Linked DNA regions of Homo sapiens: region 2 is linked to region 1. Evidence: read pairs that join two places in POLR2A ChIA-PET (ENCODE). Cell type or tissue: A673. All regions are shown on one strand.

What was found. ChIA-PET counts read pairs that join two places held together with the same protein. Peaks named below come from ENCODE experiments on the same cell type or tissue, not always from the same donor. Only the 100,000 strongest peaks of a DNase experiment are listed, where the experiment ranks them.
Region 2: POLR2A ChIA-PET joins it to region 1 with 14 read pairs; 4 of 35 experiments call an interaction of 5 or more read pairs at or near these places.

Annotation. Positions count from the first base shown.
Region 1 is chr18:58,821,596-58,829,595 of GRCh38, forward strand. The region is part of intron 1 of LINC01926 (long intergenic non-protein coding RNA 1926); the gene reads left to right. Among named protein-coding and RNA genes, the nearest start is that of LINC01926, 12 kb to the left of the region's middle. In A673, no CTCF peak of the experiment used is centred here; no DNase peak of the experiment used is centred here.
Region 2 is chr18:59,038,837-59,046,836 of GRCh38, forward strand. It overlaps the pseudogene OACYLP. Among named protein-coding and RNA genes, the nearest start is that of SEC11C, 97 kb to the right of the region's middle. RefSeq lists a silencer at 1,552-1,601. In A673, no CTCF peak of the experiment used is centred here; a DNase peak (open chromatin) is centred at 3,505; H3K27ac peaks cover 2,041 bases.

The DNA.
Region 1 (8,000 bases):
TCACCACGTGCCTACCTCTTGTGATCAGGGGCTGAGTCTGACACTGGCAAGGGGAGAGGGAAGTTGAGAAATATCATGGCCATACTGCAAATGCTGCCCCCCAAATCACTCAGTAATTTTTAACCATGCATATTGGATCTGGGTAAATAAAAGTGCTATATTGAGATGCTAATCACAGCTATATAACTTTGCTCTTCATGAAAATGGGTAGAGGCTGGGTGCAATAGTTCATGCCTGTAATCCCAGCTCTTTGGGAGGCCAAGGTGGGGGGATCGCATGAGGCCAGGAGTTCAAAACCAACCTGGCCAACCTGGCGAAAGCCCGTCTCTAATAAGAATACAAAAAATTAGCCAGGCCTGGTTGCACACGCCTATAATCCCAGCTACTAGAGAGGCTGACTCACGAGAATCACTTGAACCCAGGAGGCAGAGGTTGCAGTGAGCCAAGATCGTGCCTCTGCACTCCAGCCTGGATGATGGATTGAGACTCTCTCTCAATAAAAGAAAATGGGCCTGGCGCGGTGGCTCATGCCTGTAATCCCTACACTTTGGGAGGCTGAAGTGAGTGGATCACGAGATCAGGAAATCGAGACCATCCTGGGTAACATGGTGAAACCCTGTCTCTACTAAAAATACAAAAAATTTGGCCGGGCATGGTAGCACGTGCCTGTAATTCCAGCTACTCGGGAGGCTGAGGCAAGAGAATTGCTTGAACCTGGGAGGCAGGGGTTGCAGTGAGCCAAGATTGTGCTACTACACTCCAGCCTGGGCGACAGAGCAAGACTTTATCTCAAAAAATAAAAAGAAAAAGAAAATGGGTAGAAATCTTGATTAGGATTAGACCTGGACAAAGATATTTCCAAAAGTCCCTTGTGAAACTGAAAAGTAATGAACATGTTTCAGTCTTCAGACAGCGTCTATCATTTTTTTTAAGTGTTTAAAAAGTAATGTGCCAATCTTTGTACTCCTATGTTCATAGTAGTACTACTCACAATAGCCAAAGGATAGAAGCAACTCAAGCGCCCCTTGTTTCTTCCATTCATGAATGAATAAACAAAATGTAGTGCGTACATACAATGGAACATTCAGCCTTAAAAAGGAAGGAAATTCCGACACATGCTCCAACATTGATGAACCTGGAAGACACGATGCTAAGTGAAATAAGCCAGACACAGAAAGGCAAAGAGTACACGATTCCACTTGTATGCGGTATCTATGACAAAATAGTCAAATTCATAGAATCAAAGAGTGGAATGGTGGTTGCCAGGGACTTGAGTAGGAGGCAGGGGGGAATTATTGTTTGATGGGTACAGAGTTTCATTTCAGTTGTTGTTGTTCTTTTGTTTTTTTGGGTTTTTTTTGGAGACAGAGTCTTGCTCTGTTGTCCAGGCTGGAGTTCAGTAGCGAGATCTCGGCTCACTGAACTCCGCCTCCCAGGTTCAAGCGATTATTTTTGCCTCAGCCTCCAGAGTAGCTGGGATGACAAGCGTGCGCCACCACACCCAGCTAATTCTTGCACTTTTAGTAGAGACGGGAGTTTCGCCATGTTGGCCAGGCTGGTCAAACTTCTGACCTCAGGTGATCTGCGCACCTCGGCCTCTCAAAGTGCTGGGATTATAGGCGTGAGCCACCGGGCCTGGCCGCATTTTTTTTTTTAAGGCTGTGGGCAATAGTAGAGATGCCTGCAGCACAACTAAGGAGGGTGAAAAAGGAGGTGGGAGGACTATTGTCAGACAGCCTTCCTATACCACAGATTTCTGCAATGGATTAGTTTGGCTGATTCCAAGTATCATAGTTGGTCATTCTTTAATTTATAGAATAAAAAAATCCATGAGTTCTAAAGGAACATTTCAAAGCCAGGAAAAGACTTTTTAAAATGTATGTTACAAGTCTAGCTGGTAATCCGAAGCCCTCCTGCATTGACACGGGCTTTCCTCTCTGAGTTGCTCTGCAGAGCCCAGGAAAATAATAAAACCTTTATGACCAAGAGTACTATTTCATTTCCTTTCTAAACGAAACCCATGAAAGGCCACCCATGCTGGCTGGTGTGGATGCAAGCGAAACTTAACTGTAAATTGAAGCAACTATATTTCTTCTGCCTCTATGTTGAAAAAACAAACAAAAAAAGAATAAAACAAAAATGATATAATTTAAATATACAGCAACTGCTGGTTTTCATCTTAATAATTTACAGTTGATGAAGCTGGGAGGTTATCTGTTGGTTTTTCATGTGGTTAGTTTCAAAATATGACTTATCCTCTCCAGGCCATGGCTTTCTGGCTTGTTCAATTTACTTCCCCCAGTTCTTTGGCCCCTCTTCTGCACAAATGCCCTCCCAGCCCTCAAAGGCCCTCCCCGCTTCTGAAACTATCTCCCACAACCATCAAGATTCTTTCTAGGCTGGGCGCAGTGGCTCACACCTGTATTCCCAGCACTGTGGGAGGCCGAGGTGGGTGGATCACCTGAGGTCGGGAGTTCAAGACCAGCCTGACCCACATGGAGAAACCCCATCTCTACTAAAAATACAAAATTAGCCGGGCTTGGTGGCGCATGCCTATAATCCCAGCTACTTGGGAAGGCTAAGGCAGGAGAATCGCTTGAACCTGGGAGGTGGAGGTTGCAGTGAGCCGAGATCGCGCCATTGCACTCCAGCCTGGACAACAAGAGCAAAACTCCGTCTCAAAAAAAAAAAAAAAAAAAAAGATTCTTTCTAGAAAGACTTCTATAGAAAATTTTTTCTAGGCTGGGCACAGTGGCTCATGCCTGTAATCCCAGCACTTTAGGAGGCCAAGGTGGGCAGATCACTTGAGCCCAGGAGTTTGAAACCAGCCTGGGCAACATGGCAAAACCCTGTCTCTTCAAAAAATCCAAAAATATTAGCCAGGCATGGTGGTGCTCACCTATGGTCCTAGCTTCTTGGGAGGCTGAGGCAGGAGTATTACCTGAGCCCAGGAGGTCGAGGCTGCAGTGACCTCCGGTGATTGCACCACTGCACTCCAGCCTGGGTGACAGAGTGAGATCCTGTCTCAAAACAAAAACAAAAACAGAAAAAAAACACACACGAAAATCTTTTCTGGAAAGTCTTCTTGGACCTCTTCAGATCTCTTCCTCCAGTGAATTCTGTGACACTAATTACTTTTTTCCCCCCATGATACATAGGGCTTTGGGCTATGAAAGTATAATTTTCAAAAAGATAAAAGCCTGACTCTCATACAAATGTAGAATGAACACATGTCAATTATGTATGTAACTAATTCACAAGGGTGCCAGGAGGATGTAAAACTAGTTCAAAGGAGAATTCAAAGAACAGAGGTCTATGTAGTCAGACAGGAAAGGCAGCCAAAAATAAGCTTTTTTTTTTTTTTTTGAGACAGAGTCTCGCTCTGTCATCCAGAATGGAATGCAGTGGCACAATCTCGGCTCACTGCAACCTCCACCTCCTGGGTTCAAGTGATTCTCCTGCCTCAGCCTCCTGAGTAGCTGGGACTACAGGTGTGTGCCCCCACACCCAGCTAATTTTTGTATTTTTAGTAGAGACGGGGTTTCACCATATTGTCCAGGCTGGTCTCGAACTCCTGGGCTCAGGTGATTCGCCTGCCTCAGCCTCTCAAAGTGCTGGGATTACAGGCATAAGCCACCACGCCCAGCCAAGAATAAATTTTCTAAATCACAGGCAAAATTGGTTAATGTCCTAACGGGCAATAGAACGGTAACCTTCCGAGTTATCTCGGATACTCTTGGAAATCTACTAGTTAACATGTAACTTGAGAGAATCTGAGCCTTCGTCATTAGTAAATAGCAAGAAGACAAAAGTGTATCTCCCAGTATTAAATAATCCTTGGGTGGGCTCTGGGCTAGATATGCTCCAGTATGATATTGAAATCTCCCAGTATTAAATAATCCTTGGGCGGGCTCTGGGCTAGCTATGCTCTGGCATGATATTGAAAGATATGCAGGAGTCCTTTCAGCTTATATCCAAGTTTTTGGCTAATTTGCCTTCACTGGGTCAACCACCCCATTTCATAAGAGGAAATACAAGTCTGGAGAGATTAGTTTACTTGTCTGAAATCACACAATTGGTAGGAGCTGAGCTAGAACATGAAACTAAGTCGGTGTGGCTATAGATTATACATCTCCAAATGCATACTAAAGGGTTAGAGATCCGCAGCCAGTGGAGTTAGCAGAGAACACGTCTCACTTGTGTGTGCACGTGGGAATCCAGGGGATATGGAATTTTTTTTAACCAGGGGATAAAAAACTGTTTTTTTGAGACAAGGTCTTGCTCTGTCACCCAGGCTGGAGTACAGTGGTGTAATCACGGCTTGCTGCAGCCTAGACTTCTGCGGCTCAAGCAATCCTCCCACCTCAGCCTCCTGAGTAGCTGGTACTACAGGCATGCACCACCATGCCCAGCTAATTTTTTTACTTCTTGTGGAGATGGGGTCTCAGTATGTTGCCCACGCTGGTCCCAAACTCTTGGGCTCCAGCCATCTTCCCGCCTCAGCCTCCAAAAAGCTGGGATTACAGGTGTGAGCCACCACGCCTGACCAACAAATGCTTATTGATTGTCGTGAAAGTCCAGTGGCCTAGCTAGACTACCTTTCAATACCACTGGTGAGAAACAACAGCTTAGTAGTATATAACTAGCTGATCTTAGGTGCCATTTAGCGAAAGAGTTAAATGACTGTATGTTTTATTTTATTGGCTAGATTGTAATTTTGAGGCCAGGTGTTTGAGACCAGGTGTTTGAGACCAGGTATTTGGAATTCACACTTACCCAGTAAGTATTTGTTGAGTACTATCTGTGGCAGATTACCTTGCCTCTATTTTTTTTTTTTTTTTTTTTTTGAGACGAAGTTTTGCTCTTCTTACCCAGGCTGGAGTGCAATGGCACAATCTCGGCTCACTGCAACCTCTGCCTCCTGGGTTCAAGCGATTCTCCTGCCTCAGCCTCCCAAGTAGCTGGGATTACAGGCATGCACCGCCACGCCTGGCTAATTTTGTAGTTTTAGTAGAGATGGGATTTCCCCATGTTGGTCAGGCTGGTCTCGAACTCCCAACCTCAGGTGATCTGCCCGCCTTGGCCTCCCAAAGTGCTGGAATGATTACAAGTGTGAGCCACCTCACCCAGCAGATTACATTTTTTAAAGGTAGCCACACCTACATATTTATCCCACCTCACATGCCCTTCCTACACCCTTTCCAGGGAAAGGAAACCCAGGTTCCCCCACTGCTTGTATCTGAGCAATGACTGCTCTAAGGGAACACAGCAGAAGTGATGCAGTGATGCTCCCTGGTTTCTGAGGCTAGGTAGTAACCATGAGGGAGGAAAATAGGGTTTAGACAAAGGGAATCTAAAGCAGATTCACACTGGCTTCCTAGAACTAAATCAAAAGGAAAACCCCAACTTTCCACACCTAAGCAATGAAAGGACAGGAGGCTACTCCCTTTGCAAACCCTGCCCCCTTTTTTCTGTGTGACAGATGGAAAATCAAAAGTACCTCTGATTGGTTGCTTTCTGCAACCAATCAGACTGACTGTGGGCCACTACTTCATTTACATAGGGTGTAACCAAGTGTGTGCGGAATAATCCGTGAGTTCTTGGTCTTGCTGACTTCAAGAATGAAGCCGTGGACCCTCGCGGTGAGTGTACAGTTCTTAAAGATGGTGTGTCCGGAGTTTGTTCCTTCAGATGTTCAGATGTGTCCAGAGTTTCCTCCTTCTGGTGGGTTCGTGGTCTCACTGACTTCAGGAATGAAGCTGCAAACCTTCACAGTGGGCCTTACAGCTCTTAAAAGCAGTACATCTGGAGTTGTTCATTCCTTCCAGTGGGTGGTCTTGCTGGCTTCAGGAGTGAAGCTGCAGACCTTCACAGTGTTACAGTTCACAAAGGCAGCAAGGACTCAAAGAGTGAGCAGCGGCAAGATTTATCACAAAGAGCAAAAGAACAAAACTCACACACTGCAGAAGCGGACCCAAGCCAGTTGCCACCGCTGGTTCCGGCAGCTTGCTTTTATTCCCTCATCTGGCCCCACCCACATACTGCTGATTGGTCCACTTTACAGAGAGCTGATTGGTCCATTTTACAGAGAGCTGATTGGCCTGTTTTGACGGGGTGCTGATTGGTGCATTTACAATCCCTAAGCTAGACACAGAGTGCTGATTGGTGTATTTAAAATCCTCTAGCTAGACAAAAAAGTTTTGCAAGTCCCCACTAGATTAGCTAGACACAGAGCACTGCCCCCCGGAAGGCAGGTGAGGCCCTTGGAGAATTCCAGCGCGGTGTGGTAGGGCCGGCAGTGCTGAGGGACCCGGCGCACCCTCTGCAGCTGCTGGCCCTGGTGCTAAGCCCCTCACTGCCTGAGGCCGGCAGGGCCGGCTTGCAGGGCCCGCGGAACCCACGCCCACCCGGAACTCATGCTGGCCCGCGAGCGCCACGCGCAGGCCCGGTTCCCGCCTGTGCTTCTACTTCCCACACCTCCCCTCAAGCAGAGGGAGCCGGCTCCGGCCTCAGCCAGGCCAGAGAGGGGTTCCCACAGTGCAGTGTCGGGCTGAAGGGCTCCTAGAGCATGGCCAGAGCGGATGCTGAGGCCGAGGAGGCGCCGAGAACAAGCAAGGCTGCTGGCACGTTGTCACCTTTCACAAGGAACCAATGGGAAACCTTTAGAGGGTATTTAAACCCCAGAAAATTCTGTAAAGGGGCTCCTGAGCCCCTATGCTGAGCCGGTTCCCACCTTGTGGAGTGTACTTTTGTTTTCAGTTCCTTTTGTTGCTTCATTCTCTCCTTGCTTTGTTTTTGCGTTTTGTCCAATTCTCTGTTCAAAACGCCAAGAACCTGGACATCCTCCACCAGTAACCAAACGGTTATAGTATCACCTGGTTCTCTATCTTTTCCTCTGTCCGGATGCTTGCCCTTTGAACCTAACCACCACATTGTGAGAAAGCCCACTTGGAGAGACTCTGTGTGGATGTTCTGACCAACGTCCTTGGGCCACCAGCCAGCAGCTCCATGTGATGAACCCCAGACATGGGAGTGAACAGGGCTTCAGATGATTTCAGCCCACACTCTTCAAGTCTTCCCACGGAGGCCCAGACATCGTGGAGCAGAGGTCAGTTACCCCTGCTGTACCCTCTCTGAATTCCTAACCCACAGAAACTAAGAGAGATAATAAATGACTTTTGTTTTGTTTTAAGCTACAATGTTTTGGAGTCACTTCTTCCGCAGCAATAGGTAATTAATACACCAGCTATGTTCTTGGCAGGTTGGCATTGCTGGTTTAACTTTTCATCCGCAGTTCAAATGTAAGCGTCACGAGGTTTTTTAATTCCAGCTTCGCCAAGCCATGAATTTGACCCTTGCCAGGAGCAGGGGCTCACATCTGTAATCCCAGCACTTTGGCAGGCTGAGGCGTGAGGATAGCTTGAGCTCAGAAGTTCAAGACCAGCCTGGGCAACATAGCAAGGCCCCTACCTACAAAAAAAAAAAAAATTAGCCTGGCCTGGTGGCATGTACCTGTAATCCCAGCTACTTGGGAGACTGAGGTGGGTGGTTTGTTTGAGCCAGGAAGCTGTGTTCATGCCACTGCACTCCAGCCTGAATGACAAAGAGAGACCTTGTCCAAAAAAAAAAAAACAACAACAACAACAAAAAAGAACTCTGCTAAATGACATTTCAGCAACTGTTCCAGCCAACGCATAATGACATTTTATAGGGAACTGCTTTGCTAGAGGGGAGATGTGCACACTTGTAGCATTATGAAGGTCTCCGGAGGTATCCCTTTAAGCTCTCAATGGCCAACCGTGCTTCTTTATGTTTTCCCAAGGCTCTGAGCTCAGAAGTTCCCAGCCTGTGAGGTATGAGAGTTTCCCAAGTCTTCTGCCAAAAAACCTCAGTTCAGGAGAAAAATAAACTCAAGAGTCCTCTGATTAAACCAGTCTTTATTGCAGTCTGACTTGGAGCTTTTGGCCTTAGTGGCAAAGAAGGTGATTAAGTAGTTTTCC
Region 2 (8,000 bases), 220 kb after region 1:
AGCTGACATTTGTAAGTCATATCATAACTCGTGATATGATAGCTGACATTCGTAAGTCATGTCATAACTCGTGATATGGTAGCTGACATTTGTAAGTCATATCATAACTCGTGATATGATAGCTGACATTCACAAGTCATGTCATAACTTGTGATATGGTAGCTGACATTCATAAGTCATATCATAACTTGTGATATGGTAGCTGACATTTATAAGTCATATCATAACTTTGTGATATGGTAGCTGACATTCATAAGTCATATCATAACTTGTGATATGGTAGCTGACATTTATAAGTCATATCATAACTTTGTGATATGGTAGCTGACATTCATAAGTCATATCATAACTTGTGATATGGTAGCTGACATTTATAAGTCATATCATAACTTGTGATATGGTAGCTGACATTCATAAGTCATATCATAACTCATGATATGGTAGCTGACATTTGTAAGTCGGGAGATCAGTGGAAACATCAAGGCTGGAGACATAAATTTTGGAGTCCTTGGGATATAGGAGGCATTTAAAGCCACAGTATTGAATCTGATCACATTAAGAGGAGAATGGAATGACCGATGGGGACTGAAGGCCAGGACCTCTGGTGTTCCAACCTTTAGAAGCTGAGAAGAACCCACAAAGGAGTCTGAGAATGAGTGACCAGTGAAATGGGGCACAAGTCAGACACTGGGGACCAGGAAGCCAAGAGAAGAAAGTGCCTCAAGGAGGAACGCTGTGGTCAGCGGGGCCCAATGCTCCGGGAGTTGATTGTGTAAAGAAACAATTTTTGGCTTTGGCAACCAGAGGCCTGCCTTTTGGTGACATTGTCAGGAGCAGAGTCAGTGGCGTGGTGGACGTGGAAGTCTGGTGGAGTGGGGTGAGGATGGGAGGATGCAGACACAATGACTTTGGACAACTCTTTCAAGATGTTTTGCTGTTTAAGGGAGAAAAGAAATGGAGTGGAGCTGGGCTCTGTACGGGGCACCAAGGAAGGTTGCTAAAAGAGAAGGGACTCAAGACATACCTATGGTATGTTGAGAATGACTGAGGAGAAAGGGGCAAACTGATGGCTGCTGGAGATGCTATTGTAGGTCAAACTACAATAGCCACAGAGCAATGTTTTCATAAGTGCCCCTGTTTTTTAAAAAAGGCCATTAAGGCCGGGCGTGGTGGCTCACACCTGTAATCCCAGCACTTTGGGAGGTCAAGGCAGGCTAATCGCTTGAGGCCAGGAGTTCAAGATCAGCCTGGCCAACATGACAAAACCCTGTCTCTGCAAAAAATACAGAAATTAGGTGGGCGTGGTAGTCCCAGCTACTTGGAGGCTGAGGCAGGAGAATCGCTTGAACCTGGGAGACAGAGGTTACAGTGAGCCGAGATCATGCCACTGCACTCAAGCCTGGGCAACAGTGAGACTCTGTCTTGAAAAAAAAAAAGTCATTAAATTCAAATGTGTGTGACCCACACAGTTAGGGGAGAACTAGCTCCCATGCTGCACAGAGCAACAGTAAGGGATGACTAATCACCAGCCACTTTCTGTGACACTTACCTCCCTAACAGCCTGGTGGCTTGATTCCTCTTCTCCTTCAAGTTTTTACACAGCAAAGCCTTCCTCGTCCCCTCTGTTTGAAGTGCAACTACCTAGCCTTCTTGACTTCATTTTTTCTCTTGATCCAACATACTATAGCTGCCATTTTTGATTGATTGATTAATTGTCTGTGTCTCTCCAGTGGAATGTAAGGCAGAAAGTTTGTTTTTCTGTTTTGTGCACTGCTGTGTCACCAGGTCACTGAAGCAGTGCTAGCCACAGAGTATTGTTCAATAAGTCATTGTTGAAATGAATGATTTCTTGTCTTATTTCCAGAATCTAGTGTATAGTTTCTTGTGGTAATGCTGAGGAAGAGGGATGAAGAACGAGCTCAGACCTGTCCATTAAGGATCGTGCTAGGAGGTGGCAAGTAGCCCAGACAGGCCAGGCTCAGGGTCCACAGTATGCAGCAAACCCAGCAGTGATACAGGAATCCCTGGGCTCTAGACTTTCCAAGACGGCAGCACTGGGTCTCACCAGGCAGGGGAAGCCCAGCTGCAGAAGACCGGGAGTGGGCCCCTGGAGGACGGGGAGGCTCTGCCACGGGGCAGCAGGCAAAGACCAGAACTCTGTTCCCTACAAGCCAGGCAAAAACGTCTGTATGCTGGGGTGGGACTGACTGGCAGGGTCCAAGCCCTGGGAGGGACACTGGCGAGGACAGATCAGGATGACAGGCACCGAAGCCAAACTCAATCTGGGGACTAGGAAACCTGTCACTAGGATGGAAAGATGGAGGGCACGAAAGGCCACTGGTCATGTCTGGGCCATCAGTGGGAATCGGAGACACCAGAGAAGCCACGAGGTCAGTCCTGAGATATCTAAAGCACAGGCCAAGGCTATTGAAATACAAAACAGCCCAGAAAACTACAAATATGTAGATGATTTATCTCCCACCTGGGTTGGTCTGGGGTCAGGGAGGGCCGTGCCTTATGTCAGTGGTCCTCAGAGAGCCGTCCCGGTGCAGTTTCACCAGCATCACCTGGAATTGGTAGAAGTGCAAATTCTTGGGCGCCACCCTAGACCCATTGAATCAGACTTTCTGGGGGCATGGCTCCAGCAATCTGGACTGTCACAAGCTCTCCAGGTTGTGCCTGCTGAAGCCTGAGCAGCTCTGTGTGAGCCCAGGCAGGAAAAGCCGAGGCCAACAGAGGTGGCCGAAGCCAGGCAGATTCTGACAGCAGCCTAGAGACAGAGAAGTACATTTCTTTTCTCTTTATCCCTATTTGCTTCCATTTCTCACCATCAGTCTCTGTGACTGTCTTTTTTTCCTTTTCCTTTAGTTTTTATTGTATTACTTTCAAAGGTTCATATTTTCTTTTATTTAAAATTTTCTTTTGAACAATGGAACCATTATTAATAGTGATACCTAGTATTACCATTATGCTAAGAGCTTGAAATATTTTATCCCATGCAATTCTCACAATAAACCTATAAAACTGGTACCCATATCATCCCCATTTTTACAGATGAGAAACTTCTTGATGTTCAGTAATGAGGTAATTTGTCCAAGTCTACACAGTTAGTAAGGTTAGAATTAGAGCTTACGTATAGCTTGTTTCACAAGGAAACCATGTCTTACTCACTATGTCACTGATATTTACATAGTAAAAGCAAAGCCTTCTGATTATCTTGAAGAATAATTTGTTGGCGACTGTTTTGTAATCCTCTCTCACCTCTCGGGCTGACTTCATCCAACACTAGTGCGTGCTTTGCTCTGTTGCAGTGTGTTCAGGTCTTTGGGTCTTAGCCCCTTGGAGCTAGCTATCTTGCTCAGAGCCTGTTTTCCTGCCAGTCTTTCTCGTTGCCCTCTCTTGATGAACTTGCAGGCCGGGAGGTGCATGCCCACACACACAGCGAGGCCCAGGCTTTGCTTAGCAACCGTGTTGGCAGAGGGGGAGCCAGTCACTCTGAAAAGAAAGAATCGCCCTGATTTATCCTTTCCTGAAATTAATAGGAGGCCGGAATCAGAATTGGCTGCCCTGCTTCCTCCTCTTAGCACTGTCTTTTAGATGTCTCTATAAATTTTGTTCCTATTTAATGAGTCCAACTTGCTGCTTTTCAAAGGAAAATCTGGAAGGCAGAGAATGGAGACATTCTCCAACCCTCCCTGATCCCTTCCAAGTCCCACCCAACACACAGCTTTGTTTTACAATAGGAAATACATTAGCTCTTTAGGGAAACACCCACAAGGATCACTGGTATAAATGTCAAAAGTTTGAGAAACTCACATACTTGCTTACCATCCAGTAGCAATTAAAAGGCATAACTTTTGTTTCTTTAGCTGCACATTCTGGGTAATGAATTTGTCATCAGGGTATGTTGGTTAAGAATTCTGTGATCTTGGGCAACCCTCTTAATAATCTCTAGGTCTCACTTTTCCCATCAGAGAAGCCAAAATGAAAGTGTCTTCCTTTTTACCTAATAGAGCTGTTTATTCATCTATTATTCATCTATTCAATCATTCACTCAACAAACAACTATTTATTTTTTTGGGATGGAGTCTCGCTCTGTCATCCAGGCTGGAGTACAGTGGTGCCATCTCGGCTCACTGCAACCTCCACCTCTCAGGTTCAAACGATTCTCCTGCCTCAGCCTCCTGAGTAGCTGGGACTGCAGGCACATGCCACCACGCTCAGCAAATTTTTGTATTTTTAGTAGAGGTGGTGTTTTGCCACGTTGGCCAGGCTGGTCTTGAACTCCTGAACTCAGGTGATCCACCCATCTCCCAAAGCACTGGGATTACAGGTGTGAGTCACTGGGTCTGGCCAACAAATGTTTTTTGCAAAGTAGTTTTGTACGACTGGAGAAGGGAAAGCAATCTCATTAGCGAAAGTACTTTGAAAGTGATGTGCTGCTACACAAATGGAAAGTCTTGGTGTTATTATTTCAAAAGACCAAATGGTAGTCATTAATATTGTTCAACAAATCTTTCTGTGTTCCTCCCTTTTGGGCACTTGGCAACATTCCACTTCCTGGACCCATTGTGATTGGGTGGGTCACATCATTAGTTCTGACCAAGTGGTACCTGGTATTGCCATTGCGCTAAGTGCTTTAGACTCTTATGCTAAGAGCTTAAAACGTGACACTTTTAGATTAGAGGGTTTCGTTGCTATTTTGTGGCCCTCCAGAATGCTGTTGTCATCTTCCATGGTCACTAGTGAGGTTTCAGATGGTAGCTGCTCTGTCAACCTGGGCATGCAGCATGAGCAAGAACAAAACAATTGTTTTTGGCTGGCCACCGTGGCTCACGCTTGTAATCCCAGCACTTTGGGAGGCCGAGGCGGGTGGATCATGAGGTCAGGAGTTCGAGACCAGCCTGGCCAACATGGTGAAACTCTGTCTCTACTAAAAATACAAAAATTAGCTAGGTGTGGTGGTAGGTGCCTGTAATCCCAGCTGCTTGGGAGGCTGAGGCAGGAGAATCGCTTGAACCCGAGAGGTGGAGGTTGCAGTGAGCCGAGATTGCGCCACTGCACTCCAGCCTTGGTGACAGAACTAGACACCGTCTTAAAAAAAAATTGTTTTAAGACTTGGAGGTGCTTTGTTAATGCATCATAATTTATTCTGTACAGATTGGGACAACCAAATGAATCAATCAATGAATGTATTATTGATAAGTAATTCCTGCGACAATTCTTCTTTTTCTTTTAGTGGTTGGTTAAGTGCAAGTTCGTTTTTAAAGATGCATCAGAATTCAGACAAAGGAATAACCCCCAAAGGCATACTCAGATACTTTCTCAGTCACCTGGTAAGGTAGGTGTCACGTGTGTCCGTGTGAAGAGACCACCAGACAGGCTTTGTGCAAGCAACAAGGCTGTTTATTTCACCTGGGTGCAGGTGGGCTGAGTCCGAAAAGAGAGTCAGCAAAGGGTGGTGGGCTTTTCATTAGTTCTTATAGGTTTTGGTATAGGCGGTGGAGTTAGGAGCAATGTTTTGCGGGGGGCAGTGGGTGGATCTCACAAAGTACATTCTCAAGGGTGGGGAGAATTACAAAGAAACTTCTTAAGGGTGGGGGAGATTACAAAGTACATTGATCAGTTAGGGTGGGGCAGAAACAAATCACAATGGTGGAACGTCATCAGTTAAGGCTATTTTCACTTCTTTTGTGGATCTTCAGTTGCTTCAGGCCATCTGGATGTATATGTGCAGGTCACAGGGGATATGATGGCTTAGCTTGGGCTCAGAGGCCTGACAGTAGGTTTATTTACTTAATTTCTCAATTCCTCATTGCTATGTAACGATTTATTAGTTTTCTGTCTTTAACCCTCTTTTCAAAGAATTTCCAAAGAAAAATAAACTGAAAGAAATAGTTTTCTTCCCTAAATACAGTTGATTTAAGCTGGTTTAATATGGATCAAATTCTACTGGGACAAATACCATGAAAACTGGTATGTTCCACTGGCAAAAACATCCTTAGTCCTCAGCTGATGGGCAGCAGAGTTCAATAAATGCACTGTCAGATTTCCATGGAATCTGTATTCAACAGGAAAATTTGTTTGTCTGCAAATTAGTAGTAATTGGATCCTATAAATCAGAGTGCTAATGGTAATGATAAAAATAAAACAGTACGTGACCAGGAAAGGAACTTGGTTGAAGCTCTGGGCCATGGCCATTCTGCTGGGAGGGAGGCAGGAAGAATGACGATCTCCTTTTTTTTTTTTTTTTTTTTTTGTTTTTGAGACAGAGTCTCGCACTGTGACCCAGGCTGGAGTGCAGTGACGCCATCTCTGCTCACTTCAACCTCTGCCTGCTGGGTTCAAGCAATTCTCCTGCCTCAGCCTCCTGAGTAGGTGGGATTACAGGCGCCCGCCACCATGACTGGCTAATATTTGATTTGATTTTTTTTTGTATTTTTAGTAGAGACGGGGTTTCACTATGTTGGCCAGGCTGGTCTTGAACTCCTGACCTCGTGATCTGCCTGTCTCGGCCTCCCAAAGTCCTGGGATTGCAGGCGTGAGCCACCGTGCCTAGCTGACGGTCTCCTTTAGGAATGTGTGGTTGGTTGATGCAGAAGGGATTCCAACACTGGGGCAGAATACGGAATCGGTGGTAGCAGAGTGGCAGTGACAGAATGAGACAACCAAAGTTAAGGGAGGAAGGGCTGGGCACAGTGGCTCATGCCTGTAATCTCAGGCGTTTTGGGGAGGCCCTTGGGAGGCTGAGGGGGGCATATCACTTGAGGTGAGGAGTTTGAGACCAGCCTGGCTAACATGGTGAAACCCTTTCTCTACCAAAAATACAAATGATTAGCTGAGCGTGGTGGCACACGACTGTAATCCCAGCTACTCGGGAAGTTGAGGTGGGAGAATCACTTGAACTCCGGAGGTGGAGGTTGCAGTGAGCCAAGATCCTGCCACTGCACTCCAGCGTGGGCAACAGAGTGAGACCCTGTCTCAAAACAAACAAACAAAAAAAACAACAAAGTTAAGGGAGAAAAGGAAACTTCAGCTCATGTCATCCAACCCTGCCATTGATATATTTTCTATGTCGTGGTTATTTGCTGAGCTGGAAGCCAGCACTCCTGACTCCTGGTTCACGTTCATCTTGTTATACCACACTGTCACAAAATAGGAAGAGGAGTGTTGTCATAATCTTTGGGACTAGTGAAATGCAGTGGGCAAGTGCAGACTCTGTAGTTGGACTGCTGAGCGTGTATTCTGGCTCAATCACATAGCAGCGGTGTGACCTTGAGTTAAGTGTCTCTCTCAGTCTTTCTGTGCTTGCATTTGCTCATCTCTAAAATGGGAAGAATAGTGACACATCACAGGACTCTTGTGAGGATTCAATGAGATAATGTATGTAAAGAACTTGGAAGGGTGCTTTATACATAGTAAGCCCTCAATACGTAGGAGCTATCATTATTAGCGTGGTGGTTATTTATACCTTTTAAGCTTTCCATCAAATAGGTGAAGAATGGGGAGAAGCTAAGGAATAGACCTTTGTTGGTTTCTTTTCACCACAGTCTTTGTGGTTTCTTCCAAGCTTTATAAAATCTAACCCTCCTCCAGGGAAGGGCAGAAGGCTTATGATTTCAATATATTTTGGGTGTGTGGCACTGGGGTAAGCAGCCTGTCCTGCCCTGAGGTTTTCTGGAGGTGAGAGGCTGGCATACAGGATGAGGGGTCATGGTGATAAATGCTCAGAGGGGTTAGGTGGGGGTTGGGGCAGGGGATCTAATGGCATGGTGGGTTCTGCTTGGGAAACCAACTTTTTTATTTTATTTTATTTTATTTTATTTATTTATTTAATTTATTTTTTGAGATGGAGTTTCGCTTTTGTTGCCCAGGCTGGACTGCAATGTCACGATCTCGGCTCACTGCAACCTCCGCCTCCCGGGTTCAAGCAATTCTCCTGTCTCAGCCTCCCGAGTAGCTGGGATTACAGGCATGCACGACCATGACCCCCTAATTTT